3 separate regions of the Homo sapiens genome follow, and all the other regions are linked to region 3. A link is a contact called in ENCODE Hi-C or POLR2A ChIA-PET data. All regions are on one chromosome and are shown on one strand. Each heading gives the region's core, a stretch centred on a gene start or an enhancer-like site at or near the end of the contact. The rest is flanking DNA. Distances are from core to core; before and after follow the strand shown.

Region 1 (3,870 bases), core at 687-3,186, 350 kb before region 3:
AGGCTACTCGGGGGTCAGGGACCCGCTTGAGGAGGCAGTCTGTCTATTCTCAGATCTCAAACTCCGTGCTGGGAGAACCACTATTCTCTTCAAAGCTGTCAGACAGGGACGTTTAAGTCTGCAGAAGTTTCTGCTGCCTTTTGTTCAGCTATGCCCTGTCCCCAGAGGTGGAGTCTACAGAGGCAGGCAGGCCTGCTTGAGCTGTGGTGGGCTCCACTCAGTTTGAGCTTCCCGGCTTCTTTGTTTACCTACTCAAGCTTCAGCAATGGCGGACGCCCCTCCCCCAGGCTCGCTGCCACCTTACAGTTCGATCTTGGACTGCTGTGCTAGCCGTGACCAAGGCTCCGTGGGCATGGGACCCTCTGAGCCAGGCATGGGATATAATGTCCTGGTGTGCCCTTTGCTAAGACTGTTGGAAAAGCGCAGTACTAGGGTGGGAGTGTCCCGATTTTCCAGGTACCGTCTGTCATGGCTTCCCTTGGCTAGGAAAGGGAATTCTTTGACCCTTTGCACTTCCCAGGTGAGGCGATGCCCTGCCCTGCTTTGGCTCACCCTCCGCGGGCTGCACCCACTGTCCAACAAGCCCCAGTGAGATGAACCGGGTACTTCAGTTGGAAATGCAGAAATCACCTGTCTTCTGCGTCACTCACGCTGGAAGCTGTAGACTGGTGCTGTTCCTATTTGGCCATCTTGGAACCCCTCCCTGTCTAGTATTTCTTAAATTTCTGGCTCAACAGCCAACTGTGTACCCAGAATGACTACCACGTTTAAGTATGGAGTAGATGCGGTCTGAAGATACCTCTGAGTAATCTTCACATAGAAGGACATAAGGACTAAGAAACTGTGCTCCTGCTAATAAAGTTTCAAGTGCCATAGAGCTGGGATTATCAAGAGTGATGATTCCTAAAGCTCATTCCTTCATGGGTCTGAGGAAGGTTTGCTAATAACAAAAAAGTCTTAACTATACTTAGCATCTTTCTCCATAGCAGTGTGGCTATACATTTCCTATTGCTACTACAACAAATTACCACAAACTTAGTGGCTTAAAACAACACCAATTTATGATCTTACAGTTCTGGAGGTCAGAAAAATGAAAAGTGTCAATGGACCAAAAGCAAGGTGTTAGAAGAGTTATGCCCCCTCCCTCTGGAGGCTCCAGGGAAAAATCATTCCCTTGTCTTTCCTAGCTTTTAGAGTTGTATTACTTGGCTCAGGGTTTCTTCCACCATCTTCTATGCCAGCTGCGTAGCATCTTCAAGTTTCTCTCTGCTTCTACTGTTACACTGTCTTCTTCTGCTGTCAAGTCTCCTTTGCCTCACTCCTATAAGGACACCTGTGATTACATTTAAGGTAAAACTGGATAATCCAGCATAATCTTCCGTCTCAAGATCCTTAATGTAGCCATGTCTGCAAAGTCCTTTTGGCATATAAGGTAATATTCACAGGATCCAGGGATCAAGAACTGCATATCTTTGAGGGCCAGTATTCAGCCTACCTCAGTGGTTAAGAATGTGGATTCTGGAACTAGAGTGCCTAAATTTGAACTCCAGCCCCACCACTTACTGGTTGGGTGATCTTGGACAAATTACTTGACCTCATTTTTTCATCTGTTAAGTGGGCCTAATAACAGGATCTACTTTATGGGGACTAAGTGAATTATGACAGGATAATAGTAGCAGCTACCTCAGAGGGTTATTGGGAAATAACATGAGTTAATACATGTAAAGGTCTTAGAATAATGTCTTAGAATATAGTAAATGCTATGCAAGTACTGGTTATTATTAGTATTTCTATCACCAAAGTACTATTTTATAATTATTATTATTGTTATTGTACCTTACACAATGTTGGGCACAATCTACGGCCTACTCTCAATTGCTTGATAGCATCTTCTTTCAACCTAAGAAAGAATTTACTTCCTGCCTTCTGATGAGTGACGTTAGCTTAGTGTGATTAATCATTCTCTTCCTGTCTCTTGGATGCATGAATAAACCAAAAGCTTACACAGAGTCCTAAATGCAGTAGAAACTAAACTTTGGCAAACACAAATGACACATTTTCAGTGCCTTTCCTAGTCTGTGCACACGTATTCTGTGCACTTTTTTCAGGGCCATCTACTTTCTTTGCCGGATCTTTATTCAACCTTTTTAGGAACAACTTCACTGCTTTTCTTTATAAAACAACCAATCAGGCATGTATCATTTAACAAGAAGCCAGCCTTTGTAATCCATGCACATTAAGAAGAAGAAAATAAAGCAAAATAATCAAGTAACTTATTTTAAGAAGGATGAGACTTAAAAAGAACAACCAAAACATGTCATTGACATAAATATTGCTGGCAGGACACAACATGGCTAATGACTTAGATAGTTTAGCCCAGCCACAGAACTAATTGGTCAACAGTGAATGCCTAAATATAGGCCCTGTGCCTAAAAAATATCTTGCTACTTCCTTAAAACAGGATACTCTGGCCAAAACAGCCTTATTGAGAAGGCTAAAACAACTCTGGGAAAGTTCACCTCTGCTGGGCGTAGAGCCTGGGATTGCAAAAAATGTAATTATTTAGTGAAACATTTACACTGGAAATATATTCAAAATTTTTATTTTATAAGCAATACTTTGGGGATTAATTTGAAACACATGTGGGCTGCTGAAATGCATGCAGGAACAGTGCCAATCACCAATTCAGCAATAGCTCTCTTAGGCAGTGGCAACCTAATCCAGACAAAAGATAAGCTAATTTAAAAAATGATAATTTACCTTGTCCTCATAAAATAATATATTTTTGACAAAGACAGAGACTCACTAATTTTAATGTATCTGGCTACACTACAGATAAAGTTTACCAAAAAACCACAGTAATTTACAAACCAGATATTAAACCACTTAAAGACTCTATCATGGCTTCAGTGCTAAGAGCTGAAAAAAAGGCGGGAGGAGCATCACCAGCAAAACCCAGCCTGGACAGTAAGCAGCAGACCTCAGGAAGGCAGAGGCCACATATCACTATCCAGCTGCACCGATGCCGCGGGAAAGCTACACTGGCTACATTCAGCACAGCTGTTCTATTAGCATTTATAAAGTTGACCCTGAGGAAATAGGATTTGTGACCAGCAAATATTTTGTCCCTCTTTTTAACTGCCATTTGACTTAAAGATAAGTAGGGTGTCAGAATATGAAATACATGGAGGTCGCTCTACTTACAAACAGGCTGAATTCCAAAAGGCTGTTAAATCCATTCGTTTAAACGTCCAAAACCGTGTGTGAGATTTAGGTTTATGGGGTCAGTATTTCCTCCTAGTTGAATATTTTGGGCATTTTAAAAACTGCCCTGTTTGTTTATAATGAATATCTGCCGAGGCAGGCAACCCCTCCCTGACACAATCTTCACTAACAGGAAAAGGGCGGTAACCTCTGGCAGCTAAGGAATCCCTATTAGAGCTTCACCTGCAGATAAGAAAAGGCCTTGAACCCATGGTGTCAACCGCGGTTTTTGATAAGTTTCCACAGCAGCACTTTAATTCACCATGCTTAAAGTTCTTGAACTCCTAACCTTCACCTTTGACTGAACAGGCATTCCACTTTAACAACAATCCTCTGCCAAAACCATTTCAGTCAGTCACATTTCTTCGCCTCTGGCTGATTGTCAGCTGCATGGGTACATCTTTTGTCACACATCATGGGACTGCCCTTCATAATCATTCTTTTTTTTTTTTGAGACCGAGTCTCGCTCTTTTGCCCAGGCCGGACTGCAGTGGCGCTATCTCGGCTCACTGCAACCTCCGCCTCCCGGGTTCACGCCATTCTCCTGCCTCAGCCTCCTGAGTAGCTGGGACTACAGGCGTCCGCCACCGCGCCCGGCTAATTTTT
Region 2 (3,854 bases), core at 32-2,531, 370 kb before region 3:
TCTACATCATAAAGTTTATAATCCTTAATGTCTGGAGATATAGGGAAAGGGAGATTTTCCCAGTTACCAAGAACACTGGCTAAACTGGCAAAAAACTGGTTCTGTACACAACACCAAGCAATCCCTGGATTCTTCTAAAGAATGCTGGACAGTAAGAAGTCGAGGGTGTTGAAGTCGAGTTAAGTGTTGGACTCCTCATTTTAGAGAATCAATTATTTGATCCTTTTCAAATTTTTGATATTTGTCAATCATTTTTTATCAAAGACAAAAACAGCCACTGCTTTGTTGACTTTTTTGTGCCATTAAAAATCTTCCAAGCTAGCCCACTGCCACCACTGGCAATGTGCTGACCAACATCAAATTCTCTAGTGACAGGATTTCTCATTACAGCACTAGTGACATCAGCTGTTACTTCTGTAACAGTACTCTTCAATTTATTAAACATGGACTCCATGGCTGCAATATTGGGTAGTTATAGTTACCTTTTCCCTCTCCTTCCAGGAGGGGCAGAACTGGGCCTCTTTTTCCCCACCCCCCTAAACACAGGCTGTTCCTGCTCTGCCTTCACACGTGGCAGCTGGAGGAGGGAAAGGGATAGGGAGGGGAGGGATTGGGGACGAAGACTAAGGGAGGGGGGAAAAGACTGAAAGACCTATTGTCAGCTATTTTTATTACTGTATTACTATTGAGTTTTTACACCTAGAGATCAAATCAAGACTGCTAAAATAAGGTTGCTATAGTATCTAAATAATTACAGAGTATTAAAGGTAGAAGACACTTTCGGAAACCATCCAATCCTGCCTCCTAGATAAGGAAACTGAGACTTAAAGATGGGTAACTTGCCGAGGACACTAGAACCACCAGACCTGGGTCTCGACTTCCTATCCAGCACTGTACCCATTCTTGTTGCTATCTGCCATTTACAGGACAAAGGCTGACAACTTGTCCTAGAAAGCAAGTTCCTACACATCATGTCTCCAACATACAGTATTAGTCCTACATATCTCCTAATTCCTCCAGGTGTCTAATCTACTTATTGTCCTATTTTTCACTCTTAATATTAGAAAGATCATGGGTTTTGGCATCAGACGTAGCTTCTGAATCTGACTCCTCTACTAATTGTTAGACACACGATTCATCCTTTCAGAGCCTTAATTTCTCTCATTTGTAAAATAAAGATCATTTATCACACACAACAGTAGTAAGAAGTAACTAAAATAAGCAATTAAGGCACCCAGGGTATCTGGCAGATCACAGGTACTCACTGAATACTATTTACATCACTACTCTCTCACTTGCACACCTATAACACCCCCACCCCCATCTCTGAACAAACTGAGCTTTTGTGTTTTTATGTATCTGCCACTATCTTCCTGTTCCCAGTACTGCCCATCATTTAACACCTCCCAAACTTAGCTGTTTACAAAAAAGGAGAGTTATTTCTGTTAACATGCTTAAAATACTAGGGCTTAAAATAGCGAAAGTACAGGATGTCATATCAACCCTCTCACTTTTAAAGAGATGTGGTATTTCCTTTGTGGGTAGTATAATGAAACATGCTCTAGCTCTGGCAAAGAACAACAAAGTACTGGTTAAGAAAACAAATCCTTAAGAGAGTAAATTCCTACGACTTGACCTTGACTTCACAATGACATTTTAATAAGTTTAATAAAAGGAGGCTGGCAATATCAGACATCCCTATTCACCCAGAAGGAGAAGCAGTGGCTTGATCACCACAATGAGATAGAGATGAGGCAGATTTAAAACCTTAAATATGGTTCTAAATAAGCTCTCAATCCTTACAGATCTCTTAAATAGGAGACCTGAACATATATCCAAATTCTATTATTACAAGTTCCATGTGATTATCCAAATTTTTCCTGCCACACATATATTACATAGAGATTGTCATTTTAATACTCAGGAAGAGAAGTTGACTATAAATACATGCAGAGCTAAAAACAGACTATTAGGTATTCAACGGTATAGTGGAGATGAAGAACAAAAGTGACATTCATTACAAGAGATACTAGTCCCTAGCATCTCTTCTAGACTAGAATAATTCCCTACTTCCAAAATGTAATATTAAAAATAAGTGTACAATCCAGGCTTAGTAGATTAAGCTAAATATTCTTTAGACTAGCTCTTCCACCTTGCTTCCATATTCTGATAATGTTCCATTTATTACTCTTGCCCAGGCTTGACAACTCCTTCTCTACCATTTTATCCTCCAAATGTCTCCTTCATGTCCATTTTTTCCCAGTCATGCCTACCGGTAAGATAATTAAATCAGTGCTAGAATCAAGCACACTAGAGCTTGGTCTAGAGTATGATCTGTAGACCTACAGATGAAAAACAAGCCTCAAAGGGTTAACCTTATCAGCAAATAACTTAAAGTCTTGCCAAAATAAATTTTAACACTTTTCCAAGGAAGACAACAAAACCTAAACACCTAACAATGTAACATTCATAATATTCACCAGTCCATACAAAATTACTAGATATGCAAAAATAAACAAAATGTAATCCATAACCAGGAGGGAAATGAGTCAACAGAAACAGACCCGTCATGACAGAAATAACAGAATTAATAAGCAGCAATTTTTTATATCCTCTATTTTTAATATGCTCAAAGATTTAAGGGGAAAATATGAACGTAATGGAAAGAGAAACAGAAGATATGCCTGCATTTTAAAAACCCAAATAGAACTAGAGTACAGTATCTAAAATGAAAGACTCACTAGATAAGATAAACAGATTAGATATTCTCCAGAAGAAAAGAACAGTAAACTTGAAGGCATAGCAATAGAAATTATCTAAAATGAAGCACAGAGAAAAAAAGATTGGGGGGAGAAAACTGAACAGAACATCAGTGGCTGTGTCATATCAAGCAGTCTGAAGTCCCAGAAGAAAGAAGAGGCAGAAACAGAAAAAATATTTGAAAAAATGGTGGCCGAAGTCTTCCAAGTTTAATTAATACAGTAAGTCTATAGTTCAAAGAATCTCAACTCCATGCAGTATAAATACAAAGAAAACCACATCAAAGCAAAATTGCTAAAAACCAGTGATAAAGAAGAAAATCCTAAAAGCAGAGAGATAGGAAAAAAAGAACATTAAAGTTTCATTCACTTGAAATGAAATTATTCATTTCAAGATAGATGACAATGGAACAGCATCATTAAAACACATGGACAAAAAGCCAATTTAGAATCATGTGTCAGTGAAAAACATCTTTCAAAAAAGGTGAAATAGGCCAGGCGTGGTAGCTCACTCCTGTAATCCCAGCACTTTGGGAGGTCAAGGTGAAAGGACTGCTTGAGCCCAGGAGTTCAAGACCAGCTTGGCAACATAGTGAAACCCTGACTCTACATTAAAAAAAAAAAAAAAAAAAAGGAAGAAGAAAAAATTAGCTGGGTTTGCACATGCCTGTGGTCCAAGCTACTCAGGAGGCTGAGATGGGAGGATCACTTGAGCCCAAGAGGTTCAGGCTGCAGTGAGCCATGATCGTGTCACTGTACTCCAGCCTGGGGAACAGAATGAGACCCTTTCTCAAAAAAAAAGTAATTTTATTTTTCACACAAGCAGAAAACTATGGCTATTCATTGCCAGCTAACCCATATCCCAGGAAATGTTAAAGTTAAACAGGCAAAAAGGATATGGAATGGGAACTTCATTCAACAAAAGAAATAATAGAATGCTAAATCTGTGGGTAATACATAAGCCTTTTATTTTCATAATTTATTTAATTCATAATTAGCAATTTAAAGCAAAGGTAATAATGTATTATGTATATAACATATGTAGATGTAAAAGGCATAGTAATAATAATATGTAGAATGGTAGGGGGAAATGGA
Region 3 (3,717 bases), core at 134-2,633:
AAAAGAGTCAGTTTGGATCATGATGTAGTGGGAGGAATTAATTATAAAAACAGCTAATATGTATTGAATATTTACCATAAAACAGGCACTGTAATAAATACGATACATGAACCATTACACGTAAAGGTACTGTTATCAGGAAAACATTTTTATCCCCAATTTAGAGACAAGAGAACTGAGGCAGAGAGATTAAATAACTTGCCCAAAATCAAAGATGTAAATGGATGTGACTCTGGGTATGTTCAGATACAAAGCCTAGAATCTTAACCACTATGCTTATGTTATCAAGGTTAAAACACCGTAGTTTACTGCAAAAAATTTTTCACTGCTTTAAATTATTCATTAACTCAAAGGTCAACCGGTCACTCCAAATCATATGATAAATGGGGGGGAAAATGTGGGACCAATAGGTTTGCTGAAGTTTTGTACCTGCTCAGAATAAACATATCACACAATTTTATTCCATATAGCCAAATATAAGGGTAACTGAGTAAAGATCTTCACTTGGGTACAGCAGTCAGTTCCTTCTCCATCCTAAACCAGAAAGAAAGCACTGTTCTTGGATATGCCACTTCAACAAGAGTGTTTTTTCTCTTCCACCATCAAAGCCTTAAGCAATAGAACGATTCTACCAGTCTACTGTTGCCTGTCTCCAAAGCAGCCCTATTATCCGAGGACGAACACCAGCGTCAAGGACCTGTGTTATTTTTCTGGCTTCGCTTCTCAAAATAACTTATCTTCTCCTCTTGATGAATTACTTGATAGGCTCAAAGACTTGCCTAAACTACTAATTCTTATTATCAAAGCTATTTTCTTTCTCCGCAACCGCCTTTTCAAGTAGCCCTTGGTCCACTCTTCAACGCGATTTGCACCCTGTGGCAAGGCCGCCAGGGACACTCAGCAGGGTTCCAGGCCACGGACCCCAGTTTATCAGCTCAGCGCCTAGTGTGGGCATTCAAGAAATTCTCGTGAATGAATAGCTGGAAGGCAGCGTGGGTGGAGGCGGGAAGAGGGGGCTTGAAGGAATTTCACGCAGCTGAGACCACTGCAGCGGCGCCCAGTCTGGGGAGGGAGAGACCGGGGCAAGTGGGAGAACCTGGGGCCAAGGCAGGGGCCGCCTCGGGCGCTGCTGGACCGGCAGGAGCAGTCGATCGCACCCAGAGCTGGGAAAATGCGGGCGCCGTCTCCGCAGGCCCCCCGCAGGGCGCTCTCCGGCCTCGACCACAGCCTCCGCCTAGCTCCCTGTCCCCGGCCTTCCGCATACAAGGGGTCCCAGCCGATAAGCCCTCCTTAGCCAATAGCCAACCCGGGACCCACACTCGCTCACCTGAAGCTCCACCGGCAGCACCGCGCTCCGCATCCGGCGCGAGCTTGGCAACCCAGTGGGTCCGCGGGATCAGCTGATTCATGGAGGGCGGGGCCTCCGGACAGGGCGGGGCTGCAGGGCGACTAGCGAAGGTAAACGAGGGCGCGGGCGGCTCTTGGAATCCGAGCTCCTGGGAATTGTTCTTGGGAGACTGTCGACGGCGTCTGTTGGGGGTCAAAATTGCTGAGAATGCGTTAGGCACTGCAGGCTACGTACTTGGGAGCACAGTCTCTCCCTTAGTTTAGGGCGGAGCTATCAGTCCTGAGATGCGCTTTGATGATGACGTAGAATAGAGTCGTCCAAGCCTAGCTACCCGAGCGCTCCCATGGTAACAGGCGGTGGTGAAAGTGGTTGGGAGCAGCAGTCGTTTGTTACCACCTCAAACTGCAAGGGCCGGAAGTATAAAAGTAAAAAGGCTGAAATATTTTCAAATTGCCTTTATGGACAGTACCCTAACAGTGGTCGCTTCTCCCCCCTACTCCCGCGAATGACGTCATCGCCTCGCGGCCCCGTTTCGCCATTGTATCCTCAATGTGTAAACTTACTGGTTAGTTGCAACCCCAAAAGATGGGGTGGGATAGGAGAAAATGAAGTGGCCTCTCCAGTGATTCCCGTAGTACTCCCCAATATACAATCAGTAAAATCAGCTTTCTTGTCCCGCGCACAGTTTCATAACACTGTTTTTCGCAGCCACAGTCCCACCCCACCCAGCCTGCACTCTCAAGTCCTCCCATGATTTTATGATTTTCCAGAGCTGCCACTCATGTCGCACAGTGGGTGCAAACCTTCTGCTGCTAGGCATTGTGCCATCGCTGGACCTGCAAACATGCAAATATTTAGACCATCAACGACAGATGTGTAGTCGGGTTCTGAAACTCCTATATCCTATTCACCAACACCCTCAACTCAATTTCCTCCCTGATCCTTCGCCCACCTGCAAAACTGTTAGTCTGCAACAGTTCAACCAACCTTGCTCACTCCTGCATCGGTGCAGAAAATCACACAACCCTGAGAATTGGCACCACTGCGAACGAAAAGTGTCCAACTTCAGTCGGGACTTCCACGTGCGACTACGCAATATTGCTGAGCCTAAGACAGTCACATTTACACATTGCTACTCAGATTATCTCCTATTCCCCTCCCCTGCTGTTCCCAGCCCTCACGCTCTTCTAACCTCTTACTGAACTCTACTCACTCACCCGCTTTGGTAAAAATAAAAATAAAAAATTTTGTCTCTTACATCTCTGAGGAAAGTGAGACCACTAGAGGTGAATTTCCTTAAATCCCAAATCCCATCAGCCACTACCACAAAACCTACCTGCAACCAGTTTTGATTTGTTTTGTTTTGTTTAGAGGGAGTCTCGATCTGTCGCCCAGGCTGGAGTGCAGTGGCGCGATCTCGGCTCACTGCAACCTCCGCCTCCCAGGTTCAAGCGATTCTCCTGCCTCAGCCTCCCAAATAGCTGGGATTACAGGTGCCCGCCACTACGCCCGGCTAATTTTTGTGTTTGTAGTAGAGATGGGATTTCACCATGTTGGCCAGCCTGGTCTCGAACTCCTGACCTCAATTGATCCACGTGCCTCAGCCTCCCAAGGTGCTAGGATTACAGGCGCGAGCCACCGAGCCCCGGCTCCTTTTCACCGAGTCCTTTTCTTCTCCCTCTTTCTTCTTAGAAGATCCTGAACTCAGGATCCCTAATCTCCCCAAAGGAAAGACTTTGTTCTGTTGATGAAAAAAGACAAACTTTATAAAATATTTGAAGAGGTTAAATATACTCTGATCGAAACATGAGTAACCATGGCCTGGGACACAGCCTCAAGAAGTCCTGAGAACATGTGCCCAGGGTGGTTGGGTTATAGCTTGGTTTTATACATTTTAGAGAGACAGAAGTTATAGGCAAAGACATAGATCAATACATGGGGGGCCGGTGGTGCTCACAGATTATAGGTGGATTCAGAGACTTTATGATGGGTTGAAAAAGCTAAGCTTTTCCTAAAGAGTTGAAGTTAGCAGAAAGAAATATTTGAGTTAAAATGAAGGGGGTTATAGAAGCCAAGGTTCTTGTTACGTAGATGAAGCTTCCAGGTAGCATATGTTATAGGACCTTAAAATGTGTCAGACTCTTGGTTAAATCTCTCCTGGATCAAGAAAAGACCTGAAAAAGGAAAGTGATTCTGTATAAAATGCAAATTCCCCCCACAAGAGACAGCTTTGCAGGGTCATTTCAAAATATGTCAAAGAAATATATTTTGGGGTAAAATATTTTTATTTTCTTCAGGGCCAACTATCTGTCTTGTAATGCTATACCATAGTCAGGTTAGAGTTGGATAATCTTATTGCTACAAGAGTC

What was found. A loop is a pair of places that touch in the nucleus more often than their neighbours do. ChIA-PET counts read pairs that join two places held with the same protein, here RNA polymerase II (POLR2A). Pooled maps may share reads with other maps.
Region 1: a pooled map shows a loop between it and region 3 (4-fold over the local background). The contact joins the enhancer-like site here to the promoter of ALS2 in region 3. A Hi-C loop is called at or near these places in 3 of 168 maps with a recorded cell type or tissue (CD14-positive monocyte and CD4-positive, alpha-beta T cell) and 6 of 50 pooled maps. POLR2A ChIA-PET finds 5 or more read pairs at or near these places in 2 of 52 experiments (CD4-positive, alpha-beta T cell and activated naive CD8-positive, alpha-beta T cell).
Region 2: a pooled map shows a loop between it and region 3 (7-fold over the local background). The contact joins the enhancer-like site here to the promoter of ALS2 in region 3. A Hi-C loop is called at or near these places in 8 of 50 pooled maps. POLR2A ChIA-PET finds 5 or more read pairs at or near these places in 2 of 52 experiments (T-cell and activated CD4-positive, alpha-beta T cell).

What each region holds. Positions count from the first base shown.
Region 1 is chr2:201,430,260-201,434,129 of GRCh38, forward strand. The region is part of intron 1 of TRAK2 (trafficking kinesin protein 2); the gene reads right to left. Among named protein-coding and RNA genes, the nearest start is that of TRAK2, 19 kb to the right of the region's middle. Within about 2 kb of position 1,937, at least 15 of the 41 ENCODE cell types and tissues checked have a DNase peak (open chromatin) inside an H3K27ac peak, as active enhancers do; they include CD14-positive monocyte and CD4-positive, alpha-beta T cell, where a contact is called at or near this core.
Region 2 is chr2:201,412,855-201,416,708 of GRCh38, forward strand. All of the region lies in intron 2 of TRAK2 (trafficking kinesin protein 2), which reads right to left. It also overlaps the pseudogene SCYL2P1. Among named protein-coding and RNA genes, the nearest start is that of TRAK2, 37 kb to the right of the region's middle. Within about 2 kb of position 1,282, at least 5 of the 41 ENCODE cell types and tissues checked have a DNase peak (open chromatin) inside an H3K27ac peak, as active enhancers do.
Region 3 is chr2:201,779,550-201,783,266 of GRCh38, forward strand. ALS2 (alsin Rho guanine nucleotide exchange factor ALS2) reads right to left here and starts at 1,384. Exons shown (of 34, transcript NM_020919.4): 1 at 1,328-1,384. RefSeq lists a silencer at 1,054-1,223 and enhancers at 1,354-1,423, 1,434-1,663, 1,674-1,743.